3 separate regions of the Mus musculus genome follow, and regions 1 and 2 are each linked to region 3. A link is a contact called in ENCODE POLR2A ChIA-PET data. All regions are on one chromosome and are shown on one strand. Each heading gives the region's core, a stretch centred on a gene start or an enhancer-like site at or near the end of the contact. The rest is flanking DNA. Distances are from core to core; before and after follow the strand shown. Region 1 holds the start of Tedc2 (tubulin epsilon and delta complex 2). Region 2 holds the start of Ccnf (cyclin F). Region 3 holds the start of D330041H03Rik (RIKEN cDNA D330041H03 gene).

Evidence for each region. ChIA-PET counts read pairs that join two places held with the same protein, here RNA polymerase II (POLR2A).
Region 1: POLR2A ChIA-PET joins it to region 3 with 10 read pairs in embryonic stem cell. The contact joins the promoter of Tedc2 here to the promoter of D330041H03Rik in region 3. POLR2A ChIA-PET finds 5 or more read pairs at or near these places in 3 of 5 experiments (Patski and embryonic stem cell).
Region 2: POLR2A ChIA-PET joins it to region 3 with 36 read pairs in embryonic stem cell. The contact joins the promoter of Ccnf here to the promoter of D330041H03Rik in region 3. POLR2A ChIA-PET finds 5 or more read pairs at or near these places in 4 of 5 experiments (Patski and embryonic stem cell).

Annotation. Positions count from the first base shown.
Region 1 is chr17:24,217,606-24,222,510 of GRCm38, forward strand. It overlaps Tedc2 (tubulin epsilon and delta complex 2), which reads right to left and starts at 3,246. Exons shown (of 10, transcript NM_028056.2): 1 at 3,086-3,246; 2 at 2,912-3,010; 3 at 2,647-2,705; 4 at 2,126-2,528; 5 at 1,548-1,601; 6 at 565-658; 7 at 284-395; 8 at 76-177. The coding sequence starts at 3,135.
Region 2 is chr17:24,249,506-24,254,554 of GRCm38, forward strand. It overlaps Ccnf (cyclin F), which reads right to left and starts at 1,904. Exons shown (of 17, transcript NM_007634.4): 1 at 1,790-1,904. The coding sequence starts at 1,805.
Region 3 is chr17:24,411,186-24,415,847 of GRCm38, forward strand. It overlaps D330041H03Rik (RIKEN cDNA D330041H03 gene), which reads right to left and starts at 3,328. Exons shown (of 6, transcript NR_033554.1): 1 at 3,127-3,328; 2 at 2,516-2,743; 3 at 1,282-1,389; 4 at 740-898. Rnps1 (RNA binding protein with serine rich domain 1) reads left to right here and starts at 3,490. Exons shown (of 9, transcript NM_009070.2): 1 at 3,490-3,549; 2 at 3,856-3,977.

The DNA of each region.
Region 1 (4,905 bases), core at 1,996-4,495, 190 kb before region 3:
CCAGAAAATAATTTCTTGCTTTACTCGACCCTAATTCAGACCTCAGCACAGGTAGTGCTGGGCTAGAAACCTCACCTGCTTGCAGCACCTGTATCCTGTGGAGACACTGTCCTACAACGGTCTGCAGTCCTTCCAGGGTGAGCAGGCATCGGTACTCCTGCATCCAGTCAGTGGGAGCTACACAAGTGAAGGAGGGCAAGCAGGGTCCATGATGGTCCCCAAACCCTGCCTGTCCCTCTTTTACATTCTACCCTCCACCCAAGTTCCAGTCAGGACCACTGACCTATTGCAAGTTCCTTTTGCATACGAAGTCTCAGCAGCATACAGGCCTTCCTCAGGATCCGTGCGTGCGCCTCCACCTCTGTAGCACTGGGCCTGTGGCTGGAACAGCCTGACTGTGTATTAGTTAGGGAAACCCGTCTGTGGCCAGACCCAACCCTCCCACCCAAGATGAGTTTGGAGAGACAGCACTGCCACATCACAGGCCACACTGGTCCTTTCCCAAACCTGCCCCGCTTAGAGCCTGTTCTAGGACGCCCAGTTTCCCCATGACAGTAAGGATACAGCCATCTGGAGTTTGTGGAGGAACTGAGTTTTGGCGGCTCTAGTGGCATCTGTGGAGTCGTTGGTTCGTGCAGAGTTGAGCTGGGCCCACAGGCTGAAACAGGCCCAAAGGCACACCAGAGGAACAAAGTTATTTTAACCAACCAGAGTATAGCTTAAGAGGCAGGGGAAGTGATGGGCAGGGGCATATCCCCTTAGGTGTATGGCTTTGCTAGATGGCAGGAGGAGGCAACCGAAGCCTCAGAGAACCTAGAGATATTGTCCAAAACAAGGGGGCAGCAGAGATCTTTCCAGGCACAGTACAAACATGTGAGAGGAGCCACTGTTTGACCACACAGCACTTCTATAAAACAGGGCCCATTACTGTGATTCCAGAAGGAAGACAGTCTGGAATTTGTAGACTAAGTGTCTACATTCAGCCCTTAAGACTGGGGCTGGAGACAGCAGTTAAGAGCACACGGTGGTCCTTTAATAGAGGACCTGAGTTCAGATCCCAGCATGGACTCGGGCAGCTCACAACCACTGTGACTGCAGATCCAGGCACCCCGACTCCCCTCTCCTGGTGACATGCTCACCCAAACACACACGCACGCTACGTTAAAACAAGAAGGACGTGCCAGGCAGTGGTGACGCACACCTTTAATGCCAGCCCTTGGGAGGCAGAGGCAGGCGGATTTCTAAGTTTGAGGCCAGTCTGGTCTACAGAGTGAGTTCCAGGACAGCCAGGTTTACACAGAGAAACCCTGTCTCAAAAAACCAAAAAAAAAAAAAAAAAGAGAGAGAGAGAGAGAGAGAGAGAGAGGAAGGAGGAGGGAGAGGAGGAGGAGGAGGAGGAGGAGGAGGAAACAGACAAAAGGTTGCTTGGTTTAACTGGGAACTTCAAAGCCTCAGCATGCACAGGGATTAGTGAGTGCAGAAGCAGAGAGACCTCCCCTTCCCAATGTTTGCAATGTTTTCCTGTCTCTGTCACCACTCAGCCTTACCAGGAATTCCGAGACACTGCCTTCCTGAAGTCCTCAGGTAGCTGCAGGAGAGTCCTGTGAGAGAGAGAAGCCAATGCTAAGAGCAGTCTCCTCACATTCTAGGGCTGTCATTCTTTTTGTTATTGTTGTTTTGTTTTGCTTTTTTTCTGAGACAGGGTTTCTCTGTGTAGCCCTGGCTGTCCTGAAACTCACTCTGTAGACCAGGCTGGCCCCGAACTCAGAAATCTGCCTGCCTCTGCCTCCCGAGTGCTGGGATTAAAGGCGTGGGCCACCAAGCCCGGCATTAGGACTGTCATTCTTACTCATGGCTCAGAACCCATTGGGGCGAACCTTCTCACCTCCTCTCCTTTAACAGCTTAATTCTGACAAGCTTTTTGAAAACGGCTTCTGGAGGAGGGTGGGTGCTCGCCCAGTCCAGAGAGCTCATGGGCTGGTTAGGCTCCAGAACGACAAACCTGATACCATCCCAACCCTGTTCTGCCCTGTTTGCTTCAGTGCATGACCCTTACGGGTCGGCACCAGGGGCTTCCTCAACCAGCTCAATGCCCTGTCAGGATACGAGCGTCTGGGAAGCTTACCCCTTCTCCTTTAATGCGAAGAGTTCTGTGGTGTGATGAGCAGATGACGGGGTCATTTGTTGGTCCCTGAGGTCTGGTCCATACCCAGTAGTTTGGTCTTGTGTTCTTACATGGGTCTTATCACCCTTTGATCGTAGTCTGTGCTCAGGGTAATCCTTGGGAGGGGCTGTGGCCCGCTGTATACCCTTGGTGGATCTTGTACCCAATACACGGCTGCCACCCCGGCTGGGAGCCCGAGGATGGGAGGCGGCAGCGGCACCAGAAGTGGCTGCCTTAGATGTCAGAGTGGGGGTTCTGTCTCTTTGTCCAGCATTGGACACGCCTTTCCTCACACGTACAGCCTTCTCCAGAGCCTGGGTCAAAAGTTCCAGCTCCTCGAGATCTTGAGAACTCGGTGCACATGCTATGAACGTCAAGAACCATGCAAGAATTCCTCCTCACTGTCCCAGGATGGATTCCCCCATGACAGCAAGCCAGAGAAAGGCCAGGGACAGCACCCATAAAAAGCAGCTAACGTTTACCTGGACTTGGGTCCTCTTCTTTGGTTTCTGGAACTGGAGATGGGGTCCTGGCTGGTTCCCTGCAAAGACAGGGCAGCCATGGTATGGTCCAAACATTCTATCCCTAAGCAGATTCCCAGCCTCAGACCCTGGATAAGGGGTAAGGATAGCAATGGCAACCGGAGTCTAAAAGCATGCATTTGTATTTGGCCTTCTAGGCCCTGGGACTCTGCATAATCCTGATGGTCCGAGGAGGGACTGGCCAGGAGGTCCTGGGTCCGCGTACCAGACCTGCAGCAGCCTCCTGGAAACGCGCAGGCTCCGCTCCAACTGCCGCTGCCGATCGGCGCAGGAGTCCAAGGCGCCCTGCAGCTCCGCTACCAGCCTGAGGACAGGTACTATGTGAGCCTCCGAACCTCGCTCCCGTCCGCCCAATTCCCTTCCGTTGCACGAGACCCACCGGTGAGCGCAGTCTGCGGGTAGTAGGTAGTTTCCTTTAACACCAAGCATTTTTGCCGCCGCCAAGGAGTCCCGCGCCTTCCGGGCAGAAGGCCGCCCACTTCCGGGTAGGCTACCCAATCTTGAGCACAGCTTGCAAGTCCAGCTCCAAAACGCGAATCCATCTCAAGCTCCACCCATCATCCCAGACTCCGCCCTAACCCCTCCCACGGGAGGACGCAAAGGCTCTGTTGGAACCTGGACAGTGCCACTGTAGATAAGATAGCTTCTGATTTGGCTAATCAGATAATGCTCTTCTGACAGGGCATCCGTGACCCTCTAAAGTTTGGTTTTTTGTCTTAACCAGGTTTTGCCGAACCTACTTTGAAAGCAGAGATAAGCGGTCTTGCTGACTCCAGGATGACTTAGCAATCAAGCATATGGCCAGAAGACAATGCTAGAACTGGGTCAAGGAACATCTTAGGAATGTCAGGCGCCAGACGTGAACAATGAAGCCCAGGGAATCTGGAGCATGTGGCACTTAGAATAGGTCTGCTAAGCTGCTCTACGTCATGGAAGGTTGTGCAAGAGACAGAGGAGTGTCAGATAGTAGATAGATAGGCGGAGGGGAGGCTGAAGCCCAGAGAATGGCCAGGAGGCCGTAGATAGGACACATGCAAACACAGCAGCTAAGGGTCAGAGCAATGGTCTTTGCCCTCAAAGATCTACCAAGCTAGGCCAGCTTGTCAATACATGGTTAATATTGACTTGTTTGGCATAGATTATCAGTACATTATGTTCTCCATCAAGTCAGTTTGTGCAATCTCATGTAGTCTCAGCTGGCCTTCAATTCACTATGTATCTGATGACCTTGAACTCATGACCTTCCTGTCTCCATTTCAATTATTTTTTACTTTTATCTTTTTTGGTTTTTCGAGACAGGGTTTCTCTGTGTAGCCCTGGATGTCCTGGAACTCACTTTGTAGACCAGGTTAGCCTCCAACTCTGAGATCCACCTGCCTCTGCCTCCCAAGTGCTGGGATTAAAGGTGTGTGCCACCACTGCCCGGCCCAATTATTTCCTAATTAAAAAACTTGTATGTCAACGTACAACTTGCATGCCTAGTGCCCAAGGAGGCCTGAAGAGGGAACTGGATCTTCTGAAATTGGAGTTATAGATGGTTGAGTGGGTTTGTGGATCTGAATTCAGGTCCTCTGGTCAAGCAGCAAATGCTACAAACCAATGAGCTGCCTCTGCAGCCTCCTTCTCCCACCTCTTAGAAGCCTGCCACTAGACACAGCTTTTCCATTTGTTTCTACGGTGAAAAATGTGCTTGGCTGCTGAAAGAAATGAGGACAGGGAACAGTGCTCAGCAGTACTGGTGATATAAATTATTAGTTCTAGAGCCCAAGAAGTAAGGTAACCCTGGTTGTTTCTGTACAAAAAGAGCAAGAAAGTTAGCCCAGTGTCAAGTGGGAAAGGGGCTGAGATCTAGGCAGTTCCACTGTCATATTTGGGATAGAAGATGGGCACCCCTACTTACACTGGGCCTCCAGTAGCCCAGGGAAACTTAAGACCTGTGGAGACTAAGACTTCATAGAAGTCAGAGGGACCCAGGTGTGTGCCTAGAGTAATTGTTTCCTACCGGTGCAGGCTGGAAGTGGGCTGAGATCTTCTTGTGTGTGTGAATCTATATATTTGTATGCCACATGTAGACCTGGTGGCCACAGAGGTGAGATACCTTCCAACTGGAATTTAAGGTGACTCTGAACCATCATGTGGGTGCTAGGAAGCAAACCCAGGTCCTCTCCACAGGTAACAAGTACTCTTACAGGGAGCCAT
Region 2 (5,049 bases), core at 654-3,153, 160 kb before region 3:
TAAAATTAAATAAAGTGTACCATATGAATTACTTAAGATACCACCATTCCCCAGCACTCGGGAGGCAGAGGCAGGTGAATTTCTGAGTTCGAGGCCAGCCTGGTCTACAGAGTGAGTTCCAGGACAGCCAGGGCTATACAGGAAAACCCTGTCTCAAAAAACAAAACAACAAAAAAGATACCACCATTCCTTTTATAGCCAATAAATATTCAGGGAGAATATCAGGTAACATGTAACTTGAATGTTGGAAATTTTCTAATCCAAGATCTACATGACAACCAGAGCTGGAGAAAGCAGTCGACACTGATGAACATTCAGTTTTCCTTGAACTGTACTCAAGAAGGTACTTTTGGGGCCAAGAAACTGCTCAGCAGTGAAGGCTAGCTCACAACCAGTCAGTAAGATCCCTTGGACTTTTGCTATAGCCCAGGCTGGCCTCAAATTCACTAACATTAGCTGAGGTTACCCTTGAACTCCTGATTCCCCTACCTCTACCTGCCAAGTACTGCATTCTAAGTATTAGTCACTATGGCCAGCTTACATTGTTTATATTTGAACATGTGACTATCAGCATATGGTTGACCAAGGGACTTGCATAGCATAGACTGGGAACTCAAATTAGCAGGCCGTTCTGTAGAACATGGAGGCCAGATCCATCCCAGAGCAGCTCTCAGCTTGGCAGATGGTGAGAGCTCCCCAGTCCCCAAACAGAGGGGTCTTCCACACTCAGCTTACAGTGCAAAATCACCCCTTCCTAGCACCGTGGACCCTTTAATACACTCAGTTCCTCATGCTGCAGTGACCCCCAACCATAAAATACCTTCATTGCTACTTCATAACTGTAATTTTGCTACGGTTATGAATCTTAATGTAAATATCTGATATGCAGGATGTCTGATCTGCAACTCCTGTGAAAAGGTCGTGTGACCCCCCCAATGGAGTCGCGCCCACATGTTGAGAACTCAGGCACACAGCAACTGGACCCAGACATGCTCTTCAGATGAGCTCTTCTCCTCCACAGTGGGTTGTTCCAATATTTACTTCAGCAATTCATTCTTCATTCAACGCCTATGGCTTTTTTCCCTATTTCACAAAGGGCCCCCACATTACCCCCCCCCCCCAAGGTCCTGCCTTCCTACTTATAAATGCGCCTATCTTTCTACCTATTTTTCCTCCTCACACTGAGGCAAAAGTGGCTGACCTCGGGCTTTCCATCAGGAGGTCTCTAAGAGACTGTCCACTCCCAAACTCTTCACCTGAGTCTTATTGGAAACCAAATTTACAGCAAAGGCCAAATGTATACCCAGAGAGCTATAATTCCCAAACATTCTAAGAATATTATCATAACAGTTTCTTGACTCGTGTGCTCTAGAGCATGTCTGGAAGTGTTTAACCACTCTAACAAGTGAAATCGCACCCCCAGGTCGTGAGACGTTTTCACGGGGCAGATCCTGTGGCCTCAGCCAACCCTCAGGTGATCAAGCCGCCCACAAGAGTCCGGACAGGGCCTGAGATCGCTCTATATCGTGTGGATTGCCCACGACTTCACAGATAAGTAAAATCGTAGTTTGCTAAGTAGAGAACCTAAATAGCCCTGGGGTAACAGGAGAGGCATAGGCGCCGGGCGGGCATTTAAACCGCGCGGGCGGGCTCGCAGTCGGGGATACGTGCCTACCCCGTGCTTTGGGGGATGCGACGCGCACTCCCGGGTCACAGGGGCCCGAGTCCATGCTCCTCCGGCCTCCGTTCCGTATGACCTATCGCCTACCCGGCTCCCGCCAGCACTCACCACCGCCGCTCCCCATCGCCGAGCTCCCTCCACTGCCGCTTTAGACCGCTCTCAAGCGCGCCCGCGCCTGGGGCAAGTGCACGGAGCGCCTCACGCAGGCGCGGGCCCCACCCCCGCCCCGTTTTCAAACGCGCCGGGAGCTCCTACTGGTAGGACCACAGAGTTACGCCCCCCAGATCACTAGCCTCTCCTGCCCCGCAGGCTCTGGGCATTTGTGATTGGCTACACCAGGACGCGAATTCAAACGCTGGCTGTCTATTGGCTTATCGCTCGTGGTTGACCCGCCTTCTCCGCTGGGCGGGGGACGGAGGAGTTCAGCTGGCGCCGGCGGGCTATCCTAAAAAGCCCGCCCGGAGGCAGAGAGGGCTGGTCTTCTCCCTCCAAGACTTGTCCTACCGTCCGGAGTTGGTCGTGGCTTACTACCTGTCCCTCCCACGCGAGCTTCCGGCCGAGGAGACTGCATTTGGAGGCGCCAACTCCAACACTGATGTGGAAATTGCAGAAGCTGGGCTCCGATGCCGGGCAGCCACAGCCACAGTCACAGTCTGCTGAGCGATGTGTTCACTCGAGTACATGTTCCGTATTCTCATGAGATGATCTGTCGAGAAAAGACAAGTGGTCTCTTGAGGGTGGAGAGCGAGGAATAGGCCCAGGCTTATCCCCACAGCTTGGGTCAGCCTTCATCCCCTCCCCGAAGCCAGCATGCTCACTGTATCTGACCTGTGCTGGAAGCTGGATAGCAAGACCTCTAGTGGGTCTGAGACAGTTAATAGGGAATGGCTGTTCACAGCACAGAATATTAGAGAACCCTAGAGCAAGACTTGGGATTTGCTCCCCATTGCTGCTGATCTCCATGGGGAACCCTCACACTGTCTCTTTTCCGGAAGACTATACTGTTTTCCAATTTGTTACTTTTTCTTTTCTTCGAGACAGGGTTTCTCTGTGTAGCCCTGGCTGACCTGCAACTCACTCTGTAGACCAGGCTGGCCTTGAACTCAGAAATCCGCCTGCCTCTGCCTCCCGAGTGCTGTGATTAAAGGCATGTGGCACCACCACCCAGCTACTTTGTTACTTTTTTATCTTCCTCCTTTTGTACTTTGTTACTTGGGACAGAAGTGCTGTTTTCAGAATTTGCTTTTGGTAGCCTCTGGAAGGTATTAAAAAAACTAAATCTAACAATGAGCAAACCCGCTGTCCATCACATTTCAGAATACATAACAATCTATCTGGTCCCCTGGTTAATCAGAGTTACAAAGTCATCAGTTGATCAGTTGTCTTTTTTTTTTTTTTTGCTCTACCTTGTTTTGTATCCTACTCAATTTCAGTTTCTATTATTTATTGGAGGCGGGTTTTGTTGGTTTTGATAAAGGGTCTCCCAATGCCCTTCAGCTAACAACCTGACACTGCTTAGAGTCATCTGAGGGAGACTCAGTTATGTGATTGCCCATATCAGACTGGTCTGTGGCCATGTCTGTGAGGGATTGGTATGATTGATGACTGAGAGGGTTCAGCCTCTCACCACCTCTGGTGGTGCCATCCCTAGGTAGGTGTGTCTAGGCTATATAAGAAAGCTAGCTGAGCATCAGCCAGACAGCACTGGTCCATGGTCCTGCCTTGGTTGAGCTCCGGCTCTGACTTCCTTCAATGATGGGTTGTGACCTAGAAGTGTAAGACAAATAAATTGTTTTTGGTCCTGTTGTTTGTTAGAACAGAAAGCAAACTAGAAAACCCCACGAAGCCCAGGCTGACCTATAACGTGAGGTCTGTCCTGCTCCAGCTTCCTGACTGTTGGCTTATAGTTAGGTACCACTTCTGTCACGTTTGAATATGTTTGGCCCAGGGAGTGGCACTATTAGAAAGTGTGTTCCTGTTGTAGTCGGTGTGTCACTGTGGTATGGGCTTTAAGACCCCCATCCTAGCTTCCTGGAAGCCAGTGCTAGCAGAATACTGATACAGATGAAGATGTAGAACTCTCAGCTCCTCCTGCACCATGCCTGCCTGGATGCTACCATGTTCCCGTCTTGATGATAATGGACTGAACCTCTGAATCTGTAAGCCAGCCCCAATTAAATGTCCCTATAAGAGTTGTGCTGGTTATGGCATCTGTTCATAGCAGTAAAACCCTAACTAAGACAACTTCACTTGGCCAAAATATTTTTATGTTTTAGGAACCAGGTGTTCTCTTGGCTGTAGATCTGATCATGTCCTGCCTCCTGGTCCTACCACTGTTGAACCCCTATGGCTAAGAGCTACTCCACCAGAGTATGAGGTATATCCATCCCCATTGGGCTTCATGGGATGAGAAATCTCAGGAAAGTCAGCTCTTGGGAGCTGAGGAGCCCATGTATTTCAGGGAGGCACAGACCACATCCAAGCAGCAATTTCCAAGCACAAACCAAATGTAAAGAGATCTATTAAGCAAGGCAAAGAGACAAGGTGGCTGAATCTGAATGGGCAGACACTGTAGCAAATAAGTTTGCAAGTATTAATTTTAAGAGGCAAAAAGGTGGAGGTCTGTGTTAGAATGAGGTAGGACATGTTGGTAAGTTCTGATTGGGCATTTTAACTAGGTTAGTCAAAGTAATGAATTTTGATTGCTGGTCCTTGTGTTTTGATAGTTGGACTTTGGTGATCAGTCTCAGGAATGAGACAGGCAGAGCAAAGTGGCCAAATAATCGAATGGACCTTGGGGGTGGGGGTGGGGTAGCTTTAGGAATGTGATCTAACAGTTTAGCAAGGGAGAGGGGAGGGGAAAGGGCAAAACCTGTGGGTGCCATGTTTGCCACATTCGAGCCTGCTAGAGCCCTTCAAAGATTACTTAATGAAATGTTAGTTGACAGCCTGGGGATGAGGAAGACTCCAGGATCACAGGCTACAGAAGGCAAAGTGTGCAAAAGTTAGGTAGTAGGGGATCCTGGGAGACCTCGCAGACTCAGAAGAGGCTGAAGGGAGCGTGAGATGCGGCAGAGCCCAGGGAAGTCTCCATTATGAAGGATCTAGGAATAATGTGGAATTATGCACAACAGACACCTGAAGAAAAGATCAAGAAACCATCGTGTATGGCAGAAAGGTTGCATGGGCTGCTGAGAAGACCCTCTGCAGGGCTTGAATGTTCTATAGATGTCTGTCAAGTTCTTTTTATTCTCTCTATTTTTCTATCAAGATGATCTTCAAATTGGGATGAGAAGAGTCTAGAATTTATCCACTACTGTCATTCTGGGGTTAAGCTGTGACTTTATATTTAGTAGCATTTATTTTAT
Region 3 (4,662 bases), core at 2,078-4,577:
CAAGATCTTACGATGTAGCCCTGATTAGCCTGAAACTCTCTGGAGACTAGGCTACCTTCAAACTCAGAGATCTCCCTATTCCTGCCTCCCAAATACTGGAATTAAAAGCATGTGCTACCACACTAAGCAACGATGTTTTTAGCCAGTCTCTGAAACATTTATTTATAGAACTTCAAATTAGTTTCCATAGCACATATGCCTTTAAAAAGTCTTCAAAGCTGGATATGGAGGCAGAGCCTGGTGAGGCTCTATACAAGCTCCAGGACAGCCAGGGCTACCCAGAGAAACCCTGTCTCAAAACCAAATAAACAGATCCACCTGCTTCTGCTTCCCAAGGGCTGGGAGTGAGGTGTGAGCCACCCCACTCAGCCCTTGCTTGTCTTTTTCTATTTTTTGTTTTGTTTGAGACAGGGTCTCTCTATTATGCATTATGGCATTTAAAAAAAGATTTATTTAAGTATCTGAGTGTCCTATCTGTATGTACACCTGCATGCTAGGAGATGGCATCAGATCCCATTACAGATGGTTATAAGCCATCATGTGGTTGGTGGGAATTGATTTCAGGACCTCTGGAAGAGCAGTCAGTGCTCTTAACCCCTGAGCCATCTCTCCAGCCCCTGTTGTTTTGTTTTTTGAGACAGGGTTTCTACGTATAGCAGCCCTGGCTGTCTGAAACTCACTCTGGACCAGGCTGACTTTGAACCTTGAGAAAAGAAAGAAGGGAGCATAGAGTACTTACCAAGGCTCAAATGCCCTCAATTGCGGCCAGCAATTCATGTGTCTTCCAGCAAACTGGGGCTACAGATACCCTGGGTCCCCGGAAATCCTAGCTTGGTGGCCCTTAGCCATCTTGGCCTCCATAGGTTAGCAACATGCTGGGATAAGTAAGGCTCAGACTCTTGGAAGAAAAGAAAGAAGGGTCCAAAGATTCAGTTCTCACAATCTTTCTGCTAATTCTCAAAATAGTAAAAGCCAGGAAGCTCAGCTTTCAGAGCTCAGCAGCTTGATGGTACACTTGATTTATAAAGCCCAGGATATTTAGCAACAAATTTTTTTTTTTTTTTTTTTTGGTGTTTTTGAGACAGGGTTTCTCTGTGTAGTCCTGGCTGTCCTGGAACTCACTTTGTAGACCAGGCTGGCCTTGAACTCAGAAATCCAACTGCCTCTGCCTCCCGAGTGCTGGGATCAAAGGCGTGCGCCACCACACCCGGCTTAGCAACAAATTTTTATCAACACCTCTGAGTAAATCATGCTTTAGATTTAATTTATGTTAAAACTTACATACGTGGGCTGGAGAGATGGCTCAGTGGTTAAGAGCACCGACTGCTCTTCCAAAGACAATGAGATCTGATGCCCTCTTCTGGTGCATCTGAAGACAGCTACAGTGTACTTAGATATAATAATAAATAAATCTTAAAAAAAAAAACTTACACATGTGCCAAATTAAATTACATACTTACATACATGCCAAATTAAATTACTTTGAACATTAGGGGAAAAGCAGGGGAGAAGCTGTTAGCCCAGCTTCTTCGGTCCTCACCAGCCATCTGGGGTGACCCCAGATTTCTAGGGTTTCTAGGGTGTCCGTGCTGTTCTGGACCAAAAACTCTATTAGCCTCTCTAATCACAGACACCATTAATCTTCACAGAATGGTACATGCTCCCTGTGTGAGCATTACTACATCATCACAGGGCCCTTTCCCTACAAGAACCGGCTGAAGTCCCTGGACCACTGCTCTTCTGACCCACTGAGATGGTTAATCTTGGTTGTCAACTTGATTGGATTCAGAATTAACGCACCTCGGGGCACACCGGTGAGGGAGCTTTGTGATTAAGTGTGAAGGCCCAACCTGAACCTGACCAGCACTTCCCAGTGTCTTTGTAGGCAGTGCGAGATTTGCTTTTGTGGCTTTTCTCTCACTAGTCCGTCTACCTTTTTGCTGCCATCTTTCACTGACATCAGGGCCCAGCTTCTTCAGCCTTCCAACTAGTGCTGAAGACCAGGAACCCGCCATGATTTCAGCACCAGATTAAGACTACAAGGACATGTAGTTTCTTAGAAAGCTACTGGCTCTCAGCCTTTCTAGTGTGAATAACCCAGACTGGATGATGTAAGTGAGGGTCATCGTTTATTTGTTCCGTTCCACCAGAGAACAGCTAGCATCCACTTACCACTCATGTCTGACCACAGCAGACACAACAGCAATGCAAGAAAATCAGCTTATCCCTAATATCCTATACATTAAATAATCTTAAATCCAACAAGGGTACCAGACCAAACTGTCTAGATCTGCTAACCCCACCCCAAAAAATGAATACCTCAGGAAAGCAGACTTCAGAAGCAGGCTCCTCTTCCTGACTGTCCCACAGGACACACCCAGCTCCTTGGACCGAGATAATCTCTTCTCTCCATCTCTCCGGGATCACCAAAGTGCACATTGGCCACTTTCCTATCTTTCACAGCAATATGTAATCCAAATCTAAGTCACCTTTGTACCTTCCTCCTGAAGCTCACCTTAGCTCTGTTCCTCTTTCTTCGTTCCTGCCTCAAATCTACTTAGATAACCGCGGGGATTGTGTGCATATCCCTTTCTTCCGCAAATAACGGAGCAAGAATGTGCTAGGCAAACCGGGCGGTGGCGCTCGTCTTTAATCCCAGCAGTTGGGAGGCAGAGGCAGGCAGATTTCTGAGTTCTAGGCCAGCCTAGCCTGGTCTACAGAGTGAGTTCCAGGACAGCCAGGGCTACAAAACAAACAAACAAACAAACAAAAGAATGTGTTGGCAAAGTCGGGAGGCGGGGCACTACGGCGGGTGCTACTCTTTAGCCTCGTGCAGAGACCAGATCCTCTATGTCCTTGCTAAGAAGTTACTGACGTAACCCCGGTATAGACTAGCGTGCCTCTTCTTCTCCCAGCGATCCTGAACGCCTTTGCTGTTCCTTCTGCCCCACGCATTCTTGTCAGAAATGTCTCCTGGGAGAAACCTCCTTCAACATTTCCTCAAACTTTTTTCCTTTCTGGCCTCATCGGCCGCCCGCTACACCCAGTCAGCTGTATCCCACCAGCACAGAGACCATATCTATGCAATCACCACTAACTACCAGAGACTTGACCATAGGAACTCACCGTCCGTACCAGCCTGTCCCTTTACTACAATAACGCGGCCTCAGCAGGGTGCCTTAGATCCTAATGACAGCAGAGGCAACCCGAGTAGCTCCATCCACACAGATCCGGTAGGCGCCAAAGAGCACAAACCTCTGGTGCCGGTCAGCCAATCATCGCGCGCTTCAGAATGAGCAAAACAAGTCCAGGAAACTTTAGACCAGTCGGGGAGGGGGGGCGGGGGGGGGGACCGTAGGCGCTACGACGCTCCGCCCACACACAGTTGCTGTCCTTTAGTCCTCCACCGCTAACTTGCATTGGCTGAGTGTGCTTACGTCATCGTCGCGCGACGACGGCTGCGCCTTCCCGCTTCTCACCTCTGACGACAAAGTTGCGCCGGCGTCCTGGTCTGAGAAGAGCGGGAGGAGGTGGCGGCCTTGGGAAGATGTAAGTCGGGGTAGGAATCCGGCTGCATCCGACCTCCGGGGACCTTCTGCCAGGCTTGGCGGGGCGCATCGTGGAGCCGGTTGCGTTCCTCAGTGCGGCAGAGGCCCGCCGGCGAGGAACAGAGCCCGAGGAGAGAGTGTGGTTCAGGTCGGGCGGAGTGGGAGGTGTCGAGGCCGCGGCCCGGAAGTGGTCGAGGCGGTCACCGACGGAAGGGTGATCCCGCACGGTTCGCTCGGCGGCGACCCGCTTTAGCCTGCAGGACTCCAGCAGCTGCGAGCCCTGCCGCTTCTCTTGTTTTCTTGTCAGGCTGGAGACCTAGGCTCGCCACACCGGGCCCGACCTGAGTAGTGAGTGGAGAAAGAGGGTGGGAGGCGAGGTCGATGTCTGTGGCCGGAGCGGACGGTGCAGATTGCGAGCCGGCCTAAAAGGTTGGTTTCCTTTAAAGATCTCTTTCCACGAGTGTCTGTCGGAATCCAGTGTGCAGTTCTCAGTTCTGGGCATTGAGGATCCGTCCTAGGATGGACCGAGCACGGTTACGGAGCTCAGCGGGAGAGGATATGGGAAGGTTATGGTTGATGGTAGAGACGTGGTGGAGGCTTGCTTTCTCTACCTTGTGTTACTTCGTAGGCACTGTGTCTCCGATGTGCTTTTATATGTAGAGAGTGCTTTCAGATTGCCAAGACGCCCTCTGCTCGAGATTTAACCATTTGTTTTCTCCTCTCTCTGACTGTTGGACGCACACCTTTCCGGAGGATGGGAGAGGTGACCAAGGTCCTGAGCTGTTACCTGAGCTTGAGTGAACAGAGACCCTCACCTTTGCTTTCTAGCACTCGACCACACCCAGCAAAGAGTTCGCTTACGCCGCAGTTCATAATTTGTAGACTGCTTAACAATGGGTTCTGCCTGTTTCATAAAGTACATTCCAGCAGGTCGGGGTGCGGGTGCACAAGGGTGATCTCTACCCTTTGTCACTGGTATGAAGCACTTGAATAGTAACCCAAACCCCAAAAGTACATACCAGATTTAAATGACTTAGTATAGAAAACCCACAAGAAATTTAGTAATTTTATGTTGATTATATGTTACAAAGGTAATGTTCATTTTGTTAAAAAC